2 separate regions of the Homo sapiens genome follow, and region 1 is linked to region 2. The links are chromatin contacts, found by Hi-C or POLR2A ChIA-PET in ENCODE. All regions are on one chromosome and are shown on one strand. The core of a region is the stretch at or near the end of the contact, and the rest is flanking DNA. Distances in the headings are between cores, read along the strand shown. Region 1 overlaps VMP1 (vacuole membrane protein 1). Region 2 overlaps CLTC (clathrin heavy chain).

Region 1 (6,458 bases), core at 2,672-5,171, 180 kb before region 2:
AAAAAAAAAACAAAAAAAACTACCTGTGATCACAAGATGAAACAAGTATGCTGAAGCTTGGACTTTTGCACTGATTTCTACAGAACAGAGTAGTTCAGAGCCAGAACGCCTCTGCTGCCTGCTCTACTTCCTTGTTTCCCTTGACAAATTACTGAACCACCCTGCCTTAATTTCCTCATGGGGTTGTTAAGTACAACACATGTGAAACAGCCCTGAAAATAATGCCTGGTACAAAGCAAACAATCATTATCAAAAGTTGTAGTAATCCACTGTGCTTCCTGGTACAGGGCACGCCAGAGTTCCCGGGAGCTAATCTTGATTGCTGGTGCTCCGTGTGGTTGTTGTGTACAAAGAAATTACCATGGAGGGAACATGGAGATGGGAAAGGGCTGGTGCAATGGGCAGAATGAAGAGGTGTCTGAAGAACCAACAACCTGAGGCTAGGCAGGAACATCTGGCAGCTCTCAGAGAGGTTTAGCAGTCCTTACTCAAGTGCAACTGACTGTGAGGTGCACTAAAGAGTGAAAGGCAGAGAAAGGCCTCCCTGCCTTAGTCTTGGCCTTCATCTTCTTAACTAATGAAAAGAAGCTGGGTGCTTGCTTTGGCAGCACATACACCAAAATTGGAACAATATACAGAAGATTAGCATGGCCCCTGCACAAGAATGACACTCAAATTTGTGTTCTGTATTAAAAAAAAAAAAAAAAAAAAAAAAGGCTGGGCATGGTGGTTCATGCTTGTAATCCCAGCACTTTGGGAGGCCGAGGCGGGTGGATCACCTGAGGTTAGGAGTTCGAGACCAGCCTGGCCAACATGATGAAACCCCGTATCTACTGAAAAAAATACAAAAAATTAGCCGAGTGTGGTGGCATGCACCTGTAATCCCAGCTACTTGAGAGGCTGAGGCAGGAGAATCGCTTTGAACCTGGAAGGCGGAGGCTGCAGTGAGCCGAGATTGCGCCACTGCACTCCAGCCTCGGCAACAAGAGTGAAACTCCGTCTCAAAAGAAAAAAAAAAAAGTTGGGAAAAACATGGTTCTCCAGGGCCGTGGCAAGCCAGGCTTCTGCACTACTGCCAAGAGGAGTGAACTTGAGCTGCTTTTCGTTTCCTCCACACAACATGGTGAGGAGCCAAAGGAAGACAGTGATCTAAGTCATTCCCCACCTTCAGGCGGCACCATCCCTGTTTTCAAATCCCTAACTGCCTCACTCCCCTAAAGCATTTTTTCCCCGCTGGAAACAGACTGGAACACAATTAAGCAATGTTGATCACTGCTTCAGTCAAAAGTGGTCTGAAGGGAAAAGCTGATGTGTTTTGTCCCCCAAAAGGGATAGATGGCCTCAAAGGAAAATGTCGCATTTGGATTAGATTTGTGGTAGGGGAGGAGTGACCTGCCAAGGGCTCCTTGAATAAACAAAACTGTTCCTCAAAGGGCTTTGGGTGGAGGTCATCAAAGCAAGTTCACAGAAAGATCCTCCTCCCTGGTAACTCTCCAGAGATGGCTGACTCTTTGCTTACATAGGTAGCTCAGGGGTCCCACTTGAAGTCAGTTGCCCAGAATAAGCCAGAGCCTGCCCCCTCAAGAATTCAGGAATGTGGTTTCCAATGCAAATAAAGGCTAAATTGTAGAAACAGTGCTGGAGTGTGTTCAAGCCCTCCCTCTAGGTCCTCTGAGTCATTTGGAAATGGTTAACAAACAGGTTGGACACCTGGGTTGATTACTGCTGAAGGGGATTTCCACACAAACCCTATACTGTAAAATCATCCTCTTGCCTTCCCAAAGCAATTCAGTTCCACTTTCTAGATCGAATGTGCCTTAAAGATTCCAAATGTCCTAAATCAGATCCTAGGGTTCCTAAATTAGAGCAGCAACTGCTGCTGACACAAAGAAACAAGGAGCCAAGCAACTTTGTGCTTAAAAAAAAAAAAAAAAAAAGTTTATTTTAAATTAAGAGGAACAGATGTCCAATGTTTCAAAAAGCCACACATTTGTGGATTTGGCTGACAAACTCTCTAAGCTGCATTTTATTTCTGTTCCCATAGAGTCAGCTAGCCACTTGCAACTGACTCACTTCTCTCTGGGCCACAGTTTGGGCCAGTCTCCTGACTACAGAATTAGAATCCAGATATCAAATGAATCCAGGGTGCTTGGGTGGAGAGCAGGTGTTAAAAGCCATCTAAAACCACCCCTTCCCTGCTTTAATTTAGGAGTATCAACACCCACACAGCAAACTGCAAGGCTAGTGGGTCAAAGAGAATGAGCAAACAGTTGGCACCTGCCAATCCCAGCACCACGCAATTTTAAAGGCAATGAGTAAGCAGCTGTCTGGAACAGGTTTTTGTATAATCCTTCTTAAGAGTACTGGTTAAATATGCAAATACACACAGGTTATTTGCTGCAATTCAAGGCCTCGCCCCCAAGGCAAATGCATTACCTCAGGTGAACTCTTGGCCTTGTTGGGAAGGGATAGGATCCCTAGCTCCTGTCCACCAGACACTAATGACTCAGTTGCTTCTAAAGTTTAAAATACATGATGTGCTTTCTCTTCTTGTTGTCTTTGAGAATAAATAAATTTACCTTCAGACACAAGGGTTTTGTGTGTAGTATCTCATTTACGTTGTGTAAATACTGGAGAGGATTCAATAAATGTTAGAGATAAAATGTTACTTGGCTTTTCAAAAACTTTAAACTCCTGCTTAGTTTTAATTTTTTGTAGCACCTCAAAAAATTATTTATGAATAAAATGAAGCAGTTGTTTGTATTTTTTAATAGAAATGAGACTCTTAGGTCTATTGAGGAAGATCTTGCATGCCATCAATTTTTTCATGGTTCAAAACCTATTTACCCAGCAAATCTCACTGTATTTTCTAGACTGACCTTGTAACAAGTATTAAAAGCTGATACTCCCTTTTCTCCTCTTTCCTTCCAGATGTTTTAGTATTTATATATATATTTTTTGAGGCAGGGTCTGTGTCACTCAGGCTGGAGTGCAGTGACACAATCACGGCTCACTAATGAGGTGATCCACCTCAGCCTGGGACTATAGGCACATACTGTCACACTTGGCTAACTTTTAAATATTTTGTAGGGAGGTCTCATTATGTTGTCCAGGCTGGTCTCGAACTCCTGGGCTCAGGAGTGATTTGCCTGCCTTGGCCTACCAAAGTGCTAGAATTACAGGCATGAGCAACCATGATAACCAATATTCTTTATAATGAAAATAAATTAGAAAATGGTCAATATTTTCAGGTGGGAAAGTTAAAAAACTGTTTTTGGTTTTAAATTCTTCGGTAAATTTTTCACTTATCAAAAGTTTGACAGAGTATCTGCTAGAAAACCAGAGCACATATGCTAAGAAAGCATTTTAAAATATATCTTTGTTTCTGGAGGAGTGAATGCAATGTTGTGAAATTCTTGCATGTGTATCAGATGCTCACTTTTTTTTTTTTTTTTTTTTTTTTTTTGCGAGATGGTGTCTTGCTCTGTTGCCCAGGCTGGAGTGCAGTGGCACGATCTCAGGTCACTGCAACGTCTGCCTTCCGGGTTCAAGTGACTCTCCTGCCTGTTTCCCGAGTAGCTGAGATTACAGGCATACGCCACCACGCCTGGCTAATTTTTGTATTTTTAGTAGAGATAGGGTTTCACCATGCTGGCCAGGCTGGTCTTGAACTCCTGACCTCAAGTGATCCTGTCTTGGCCTCCCAAAAGGCTGGGATGACAGGCGTGAGCCACTGTGCCTGGCCTCAGTCTTTCATTGGGAATGCCCAGCATGGTGGCTCACACCTGTCATCCCAGCACTTTGGGAGGCCACGGCAGGATCGCTCGAGCCTGGGAATTCAAGACTGGCCTGGGCAAAATATTGAGACCCTGTCTTTACAAAAAATTAAAAAATTACCCAGGTATGGTGGTTCATGCTGGTCCTTGCCAGGGAGGCTGAGGTAGGAGAATTTCTTGAGCCTGGGAGGTCAAGGCTGTAAAGAGCCATGACTGTGCCACCACACTCCAGCCTGGGTGACACAGTAAAACCTCACTCTCAAAAAAAAAAAAAAAAAAAAAAAAAAGCTGGGGTGGTGGAGGTGGATAACTTTTATTGCTGTACTTTTACTGAACTCTTTTTTGTTTGTTTGTTTTGAGACGGAGTTTCACTCTTGTTGCCCAGGCTGGAGTGCAATGGCAAGATCTCGGCTCACTGCAACCTCTGCCTCCTGGGTTCAAGCGATTCCTGCCTCAGCCTCCCGAGTAGCTGGGATTACAGGCATGTGCCACCGTGCCTGCTACATTTTTGTATTTTTAGTAGAGATGTGATTTCGCCATGTTGGTTAGGCTGGTCTCGAACTCAGGTGATCTGCCCACCTTGGCCTCCCAAAGTGCTGGGATTACAGGCGTGAGCCACCATGCCCGGCCCTATTTATTGAACTCTTGGCCTAAAAGGGATCCTCCTGCCTTGGCCTCCCAAAGTATTAGGATTATAAGCATGAGCCACTGCACCCAGCCTATTTCAGTACTTTACATGTTACCAGATTTATTCCTTAGGTAAACTGTCCTTCTATCTCTTTTATTTTTATAGATGAAAGAAACTGAGGCTCTTTTAAACTTTCTCAGGTCACAAACAATGTAGAAGAAACCCGAACCGTCATTAACATAGACTATTACACATGGGGGAAAATGGGTTTTAAAGTAATATATATGGAAAGGCTTTTTGACACTGAAAGGTTGGGAATCTCTGTGATCTTCTTACACATGGGTCAGGCTAAACAATTTGCTTCAGGGTACATGAGCGCAACTGGTTATTTAGCTAGTGCATGATCCATACTCAAATGAGTCATTATTGAATGACTGGTGAAATGACAAAAAGCCTCATGTTCTACTAAGGCTGTGGATAGCACAGAGCACACTGGGGGCAGAGGCTGAGCGTGTTTGTGTAGGAGCACTCAATACTGCATATGTTTCAATAATTAACTAGTGTATTTAAGAAACTTCATTCTACGTGGGCATGGTGGCTCACGTCTGTGAACCCAGAACTTTGGGAGACCGAGGCAGGTGGATCACCTCAGGTCAGGAGTTCGAGACCAGCCTGACCAACATGGCCAAACCCCGTCTCTACTAAAAATACAAAAACTAGCCTGGTGTGGTGGTGGGCGCCTGGAATCCCAACTACTCCAGAGGCTGAGGCAGGACAATCGCTTGAACCTGGGAGGCGGAAGTGGCAGTGAGCCGAGATTGTACCATTGCACTCTAGCCTGGGCGACGGAGCAAGACTCTGTCTCAAAAAAAAAAAAAAAAAAAAAAAAAGTAACTTCATTCTAGCATTCGTAGGGAATGGAGAGGTGGCCACTATCCAAATGAAACTAAAAACCTTTTTCTTCCCAGACTCATACTCCAGATTATGCACACAGAGAATACAGAAAACTATGGGAAAACTGGACATTGCACATTTTCATATGACATCATCTGTTATTTTTTTTGTCTTGCTCTGTCACCCAGGCTGGAGTGCAGTGGCGCCATCTCGGCTCACTGCAAACTCTGCTTCCTGCGTTCAAGGGATTCTCCTGCCTCAGCCTCCTGAATAGCTGGGATTACAGGCGTGCACCACCACGCCCGGCTAATTTTTTATATTTTTAGTAGAGATGGGGTTTCGCCATGTTGGCCAGGCTGGTCTCAAACTCCTGACCTCAGGTGATCTGCCCGCCTTGGCCTCCCAAAGTGCTGGGATTACAGGTGTGAGCCACCGCGCCCGGCCGACATTGTCTGTTTTAAGGGAGGTATTCCTCAGCTCTTCGGTGATAAACTGCTGATGTATTGCACTGCCTGACAGTCACCAAGTTGGAACATGATAAATACTGCAGATGTGTAAGGCACAAAATGAGACTTATACAAAGTAGAGATGGAATCGCAAGAATTCCCAGGCCCTCTTTTTATTTACAGTGATACCAAACCATCCACTTGCAAATTCTTTGGTCTCCCATCAGCTGGAATTAAGTAGGTACTGTGTATCTTTGAGATCATGTATTTGTCTCCACTTTGGTGGATACAAGAAAGGAAGGCACGAACAGCTGAAAAAGAAGGGTATCACACCGCTCCAGCTGGAATCCAGCAGGAACCTCTGAGCATGCCACAGCTGAACACTTAAAAGAGGAAAGAAGGACAGCTGCTCTTCATTTATTTTGAAAGCAAATTCATTTGAAAGTGCATAAATGGTCATCATAAGTCAAACGTATCAATTAGACCTTCAACCTAGGAAACAAAATTTTTTTTTTCTATTTAATAATACACCACACTGAAATTATTTGCCAATGAATCCCAAAGATTTGGTACAAATAGTACAATTCGTATTTGCTTTCCTCTTTCCTTTCTTCAGACAAACACCAAATAAAATGCAGGTGAAAGAGATGAACCACGACTAGAGGCTGACTTAGAAATTTATGCTGACTCGATCTAAAAAAAATTATGTTGGTT
Region 2 (6,449 bases), core at 3,926-6,425:
AATTTTATTCCAAGAAAGGATTCTGCTGGGGAAAAAGTATTAAAAGCAGGCTGGGCATGGTAGTATGCACCTGCAGTCCCAGATACTTGGAGGCTAAGGCAGGAGGACTGCTTGAGCCCAGGAGTTTAAGGTTAGAGTGAGCTGTGATTGTGCCACTGTATTCCAGCATGGGTGACAGAGCAAGACCCTGTCTCCAAAACAAAAACAAAAACAAAAAATCCCACGTTAAAAGCTGCAGACCACTCTTATTGAGCACAGAGTTTCAAAAGGATTTCCAGAATATGAGAAATAAAATCTATAGTAAGATTATACCTTTACATTACCTACATATTACTTACCTTCTGTACATATATCTCTATATACTTTTGAAGATTATTTCTATATAAATAGAGCACCAAATCATGGACAAAGTCAAATCGATCACACACAATGATAAGTGGTAGCTGATCTGTTAGTTTTGCTTCCTGAAAAAAAGACAAACAAAAGGAAACTTTAAATTTCTTCTATGAGGTATCAAATCTGTGTAACATATGAGAATTTGTTCTACGCTAACAAGAGAGGCTCACACAAACATAGCTCTTCTGTTAAAGAAAGAATGTCCCAATAGTTGAGTGTGTACATCCCAGTTTCAGTAAATTTTTACTAAGCAATACTTAGATTCACACAGCAAGATACCAAGTCTTTCCCATACACACCCTTTACCAAAAAACAAGAGTAACAAATTAAGATACCTGAGCCAGTGGCTCTCAGATGATAAATTCACCATACTGGGACTTTCACTGGTAATAACACTTCTACCGTATTTAAAATCAACTTAATAACTATAGTCACATTGTCAAACATATGGCATAAATGGCTTACATTTGTTTCAAACTAATGATTTTCTATCCCTCCCCACATCCAATCTATACAACCAGCCTCTAATACTCTATTATAACAAAGCCTACAAGGAGCAGCATGATGGTGACCACATGTGGCCATAAGAAAACCCACCCCCTACAAAAAAAAAAACCCAGCATTTAAAGAAAAGATATCTTTAAATTGCCAACTGCTTTTATCATTCCATTACAGATACCAAACTACAATCCTACTTATAGACTGACATAGAAGATGTTATAGACAGGTAAGTAAAACCTGTACTGGGCATTTACCTGATACATGTCCTGTTACATTCCACAGACATAAGGTAGAGCACAAAAAACAACAGTTTCCATCAGGAATTCATTTATACACAGTGAAACATTCCTCAATAAATGATTCCTCTAACACAGTCTACTAGGGAAGCAGAACTAAGTAGGGTAGAACTTTCCCCAGTGATGGCCACTAAGAACATTATTTTCAAGGTTAGAATTAAATGGCTCCTGAGACTAGGGGATATTAGTTACTCGATTATAAATAATACGAAGACTAGTCTATGAAGTGTCCCAAGAACACCAAGGTAAATCTTAATTTTAATATAGCCATCCTAAATTAAAAAATAAAAATGTCTGTAAAGCTGCAGATTTTCCACATTAAGGAAGGTTTTCTAAAATAAGTATTGTTTAACACCATGGAAACTCTGCACTAATAGCTGTTACGATCATTTCTAGAATCTGTCTGCATCTATCTATGTAAAAATTTTAGTATGTCATGTTTTTCCTACTAAATGAACATCAAAAAAGTATGGATCAACACACTAGTCATCTTACCTATACACATATAAAATATTTTTGTTATCTTTATCACTTACAGATAATCTAGGATTACTTATTCTGTTTTCATGCATAGGTGTTAAAATTTCTGTGGCAAATAATTCCACTTTTGTGGAATACTAACTGTATTCCAAAAGAAAATTTCAGATTTAAAAAGTAGACAAAATCTAGGTTATTTTCTTGATTGCTAAAATTTGCACATGATTTTATACATGGTAGAAATGTTAACATTTTAATAATATTAAATTACTTACTAAATGTTTAATTAACCTCCAGTTATAATGGTTAAAGATTTTAAGATCAAACTTGAAATTATATTAGCATAGTCAGAGGTTTTCTTCAACATAAATTTGTTCATTTAACAAATATTTATGAGTACCCAAGTATCAGACTCTGTTCTTAGGTACTGGAGATACAGCAGGGAACAAAGGAAGCAGAGTCCATTCTCTCAAGGAACTTACATTCTAGTGGGAGGAGACGTTTCATAGTGGTGTTATAAAGAAAAACAAGCAAAATGGGGTAGGAATGGGTTCTATTTTACACAAGGCAACCTGAGACATCCTCTCTTCTGACATTCAATCAGAAACCCAAAGAAGGTAAAGGAGAAAGAAGGTCATGAGAGAATAGTAGTACAGGGCACAAGCAAAGGCCCTTCGGCAGGACAAGGTTAGGGGAGTTCCAGGAATAGCTAGCAGGCCAGTGTGGTTGAAGCTAAACCAGGAAAGAAAGAAAAAAAGAAAGGTAGAAAATAAGATCAAAGGTAGCAAGGAGCAGATCATGGGTCTGATGAACAGTTATATGCTTTCTACAGAGAGCTTACAGTTCTACAAACTTAGGGCATGAGTCAAATGATGCTAATGACACAATTTTATCCTGCTCACAGGGTACCTTAAAGGAGAAGTTATGTTCTACCAATCTCTTTATTCCTGGTGGCTAACACACAATTGGCACTTGAATATTCAAGATCAGAGTCAGGGTATTTTTCTTATGACACAGGGTTTACTTACAACACCAGTAAATTATCATGTAGCTAGTACCTCTAAAATTAAGTTTAATAACAGTGATAAGAGGCATCATAACCCTGTACTGGAGGTTAACAAGGAATCTAATAAGTTCACTCTCAACACTGGCATCAGAGGATGAATGTGATAGTTGCATCTTAGTATTGAGCTCCCATGTCAAATTATGTAGACGTAAGACCCTAAATTCACCTCTAATCCTGGCTGGAAGTAAATTCCTTCAAAGAGTCAAGTACAAATTGATATCAAAGAGAAATAAATACTTGCCTGACAGAAATCCCATTTAGGCTGACTCCACCTTTTTCCAAGGCTTATCACTTATCAGTAATAGTTACTGCCTAAACATCTATAGTATACAAGGTACTTGATAAATAAACATAGCTTATGGTTGAAGAAACTGAGGCTGAGGCATATTCATTAACTTGCCTGAGGTAACAGCTAGACATATACTGAATGAACAAACAATGGCTAAGTAGAATTTGAAACAGGTCTGACTGACTCAAAAGCTCATAATCCACATCCACACCCCTACTATATCAGGCTTGTACCCAGTTCACAAGTGTGGAGGGGAAATCTTCATCTGATTAGATCCCATGGGCTATGCAAACCTAAGGCAGTACCATCCTAGTACCCAGAGGATTGTTTTTCATTTCTTTACTAGAGGATTTTTTTTAAAGCTCAAAAATGTGATAATTAAATAATAGCTAATTTCATTTTGCTTTCCATATATATATAACTCAAATATTAAAATCCAAAGCTAAAGAAGTTACAATTTAAGCATAGAAGCTGAGGGCTCAATAAAAACAAAAAGAAATCATTTAAGAATCTGGTAGTATTAACACAGGAACAGAAAACCAAATACTGCATGTTCTCACTAGCAAGTGGGAGATAAATGATGAGAACACATGGACACAGAGAGGAACAACAGACACTGGGGCCTACTGAAGGGTGGAGGATGGGAGGAGGGAGAGGATCAGAAAAAATAACTAATGGGTTGTAGGCTTAATACCTGGATGACGAAACAATCTGTACAACAAACCCCCATGACACAGTTTACCTATATAACAAACCTGCCCACGCACCCCTGAACTTAAAAGCTTAAAAAGAAAAACAAAAAAAAAAACCCAACACCCCCTGCCCCCAAAAGAATCTAGTAGTAGTTTTTTTTGTTGTTGTTTTTTTTAAAGGAAATAGTAATGATACTCAAAGAAGGAAGTGAATCAGTAGTATGGGTACACTAGTCAAGCACAGAGTATCAAATCTTTCTCATTTGGAGGGGTTTTTTGACACCAGAAAGTTTTGGTCCAAACATAGCACAGCTAGGTTACCCAGAATATTCATGATGGCCAAGACATTTTAAAGCTATACTTTTTTGAAAAGTGTATCTTTTAATCTAAAATGTAGAGCAGTTTCAACATTTTGACTACTTCATTACACTAAAACCCCTAAGGGTTTTGCTATTTAATCTAGAGCCCAGGTAGTAAATTCTTCAAAAGAACAATCTGCCAATGCAACCACACACACAAATGATGATAATCTGGGAGTAGGAAAAGCCTACTTTCTATACTGTGTTCTACAAAAACATTTTGGTTTTACTTGTAATGTAAAATTCTTCCAAGACAAAAAATACTTCAGAACTTTCTATAAAGTCTCAGGAATCATTATATATATATATAGTGTACACACACACACATAATAGGCAGTGAGAGAGCAGTAATCTAAGTGTTCTGTAGTTTTCCTAGCCTTTTATAGATAGCTATCAATTTTAAAGCTTTATTTCCATCACAAAGTAACTGGCAGTTACAAGAATAAAGCTAAAGCTAAGTTAAACATTAAACAAAATTAACTGCCCTTAGGGATGTTCTAGAGTTCAGAATCTCTCAACCATTACTCCTCCCTGCAACACAGGTGGTCCTTACTCCTCTCTAACTGATTTAATGTGTCACAAAGCTGAGCGTTTTGTTTGATCTTACCTTTATGAATTATATATGAATAACAATATTTTAGTTTCTAGAGTTGAGCAAACTTGATGAAAGAGGTAAACCTATACATTCCTTAGACAACAGATCCCTTTGCCTACAATAGAGGCTCCTCAAAATGGTATGAAGAGCAAGCTGATGTTAATATTCAAAAGCCTAAATGATTCTAAAATGACATTGAAAGTATACAACCACTTTTCTAAATTTTTCCATCCAAAATTAAAATAAAGGAAATTCCTTTGAAATAGTGCTATTTTTTTTTTCTTCTTTTAAACAGATGGTCATTCTTACTCACCAATTTCCTTCCGTATTTCAAAGGAAACCACAGAATATTATGTTTGGAAGAAATAATCCAGCACACAACTTAAGAATGCTAACAACTTCACATTTAGGGAAAAAATATTTTTGAACTATGACCAAACCCTTGTAGAACTGCTAACCTGGAATCCAACCAGAAAACACATTACTCAAAACCACTTACCTTAAGAAAATTCTTGACTCGCTCAGGATCGTAGCAGTTGCTTTCTCTACAGATTCTTTCTACTTCTTTGATTTGCCCAGTCTTGCAAGCTGCCTGAATATATTTAAAGTGCACATCTGGGTCCTGGCTAAAGTTAACAATGGATCCCAGAAAATAAAAGAGACCTTAAAGAAACAAGTAATTACAATTAAGCATAGGCACACTTTTGAGAATGACTGAAAAACATTTATGTAATTAAAAAACTGTTATATTGAATACTCCCAAATATAAGTTGGTTGCTTAAAAAGCGCGATAAAAATACTAACTATTCCATTAATCAGATCAGTAAAATGGATTGCACTTTAATCCTGAAGAATAGACAATTCAACCCAATGTTTCCTTTTTTTCTTTTTTATTGAGGCAGGTCTCTGTCACCCAGGCTGGAGTGCAGTGGCACGATCATAGCTCACTGCAGCCTCAAACTCCTGGGCTCAAGCAATCCTCCCACCTCAACCTCCTAAGTAGCTAGAACTACAGATGCATGCCACCATGCCAGGCTAATTTTTAAGAAAATTTTTGTAGAGATGGTGTCTTGCTATGCTAGCCAGGCTGGTCTTGAATTTGTGGCCCCAAGCACTTGGCCTCCCAAAGCACTGGGATTATTAAAGGCATACACCATTGTGCCCCTATATGGGAAATTTTAAATGAAGACCCCAATACCTGGTGTTTTTCAATATGCAATTTATAGGAAACATACAAAATAATTTGGGAAGAATTTAGTGCAGTATTGTCCAGAAGAACTTTCTGCAATGATGAAAATCTTATCTTTGCCTTCCAATATAATAGCCACTAAACACATGTGGCTATTAAGCACTTGAAATGTGGCTAGAGTGACTGAATAACTAAATATTAAATTTTATTTCACTTTAATAACTTTCAATGTAAATAGCTACTATATGTGGCTAGTGACTGTACTAAACAGTGTAAATTTAGTGCACAGTTAACATTTTGAAACTGGGAAAATTAAGAAAAAATTAAGAAAACTACTAGACTCTCTTACCCCTTCTCAATAGAGTACTACTAGTACAGAGAGGAGAGAAAGGCAGTTGGGGACCAGAAGTTAGACACCCAACAGTGATTACGTTAGTACCCTGTATAGCAGTGGTTCTCAACTGAGGTGATTTTCCTCACAGGTGACACTGGCAATGTCTGAAGACATTTTTGGTTGTCACAACTGGTGGAGCTGACGCTACTGGAATCTAGTGGGTAGAAACCAGGAATGCTGCTGAATATTCTACTA

The links. A loop is a pair of places that touch in the nucleus more often than their neighbours do. ChIA-PET counts read pairs that join two places held with the same protein, here RNA polymerase II (POLR2A). Pooled maps may share reads with other maps.
Region 1: a pooled map shows a loop between it and region 2 (2.3-fold over the local background). The contact joins two enhancer-like sites. A Hi-C loop is called at or near these places in 2 of 50 pooled maps. POLR2A ChIA-PET finds 5 or more read pairs at or near these places in 7 of 52 experiments (BJ, GM12878, Panc1 and 4 more).

The regions. Positions count from the first base shown.
Region 1 is chr17:59,841,679-59,848,136 of GRCh38, reverse strand. It overlaps VMP1 (vacuole membrane protein 1), which reads right to left. Exons shown (of 12, transcript NM_030938.5): 12 at 5,882-6,458. It also overlaps the pseudogene RNU6-450P. Among named protein-coding and RNA genes, the nearest start is that of MIR21, 3.6 kb to the right of the region's middle. RefSeq lists silencers at 472-571, 5,616-5,810 and an enhancer at 610-1,598. Within about 2 kb of position 3,921, at least 32 of the 41 ENCODE cell types and tissues checked have a DNase peak (open chromatin) inside an H3K27ac peak, as active enhancers do; they include GM12878 and endothelial cell of umbilical vein, where a contact is called at or near this core.
Region 2 is chr17:59,667,662-59,674,110 of GRCh38, reverse strand. CLTC (clathrin heavy chain) reads right to left here. Exons shown (of 32, transcript NM_004859.4): 14 at 5,171-5,334; 15 at 339-464. Among named protein-coding and RNA genes, the nearest start is that of PTRH2, 37 kb to the left of the region's middle. Within about 2 kb of position 5,175, at least 6 of the 41 ENCODE cell types and tissues checked have a DNase peak (open chromatin) inside an H3K27ac peak, as active enhancers do; they include GM12878 and endothelial cell of umbilical vein, where a contact is called at or near this core.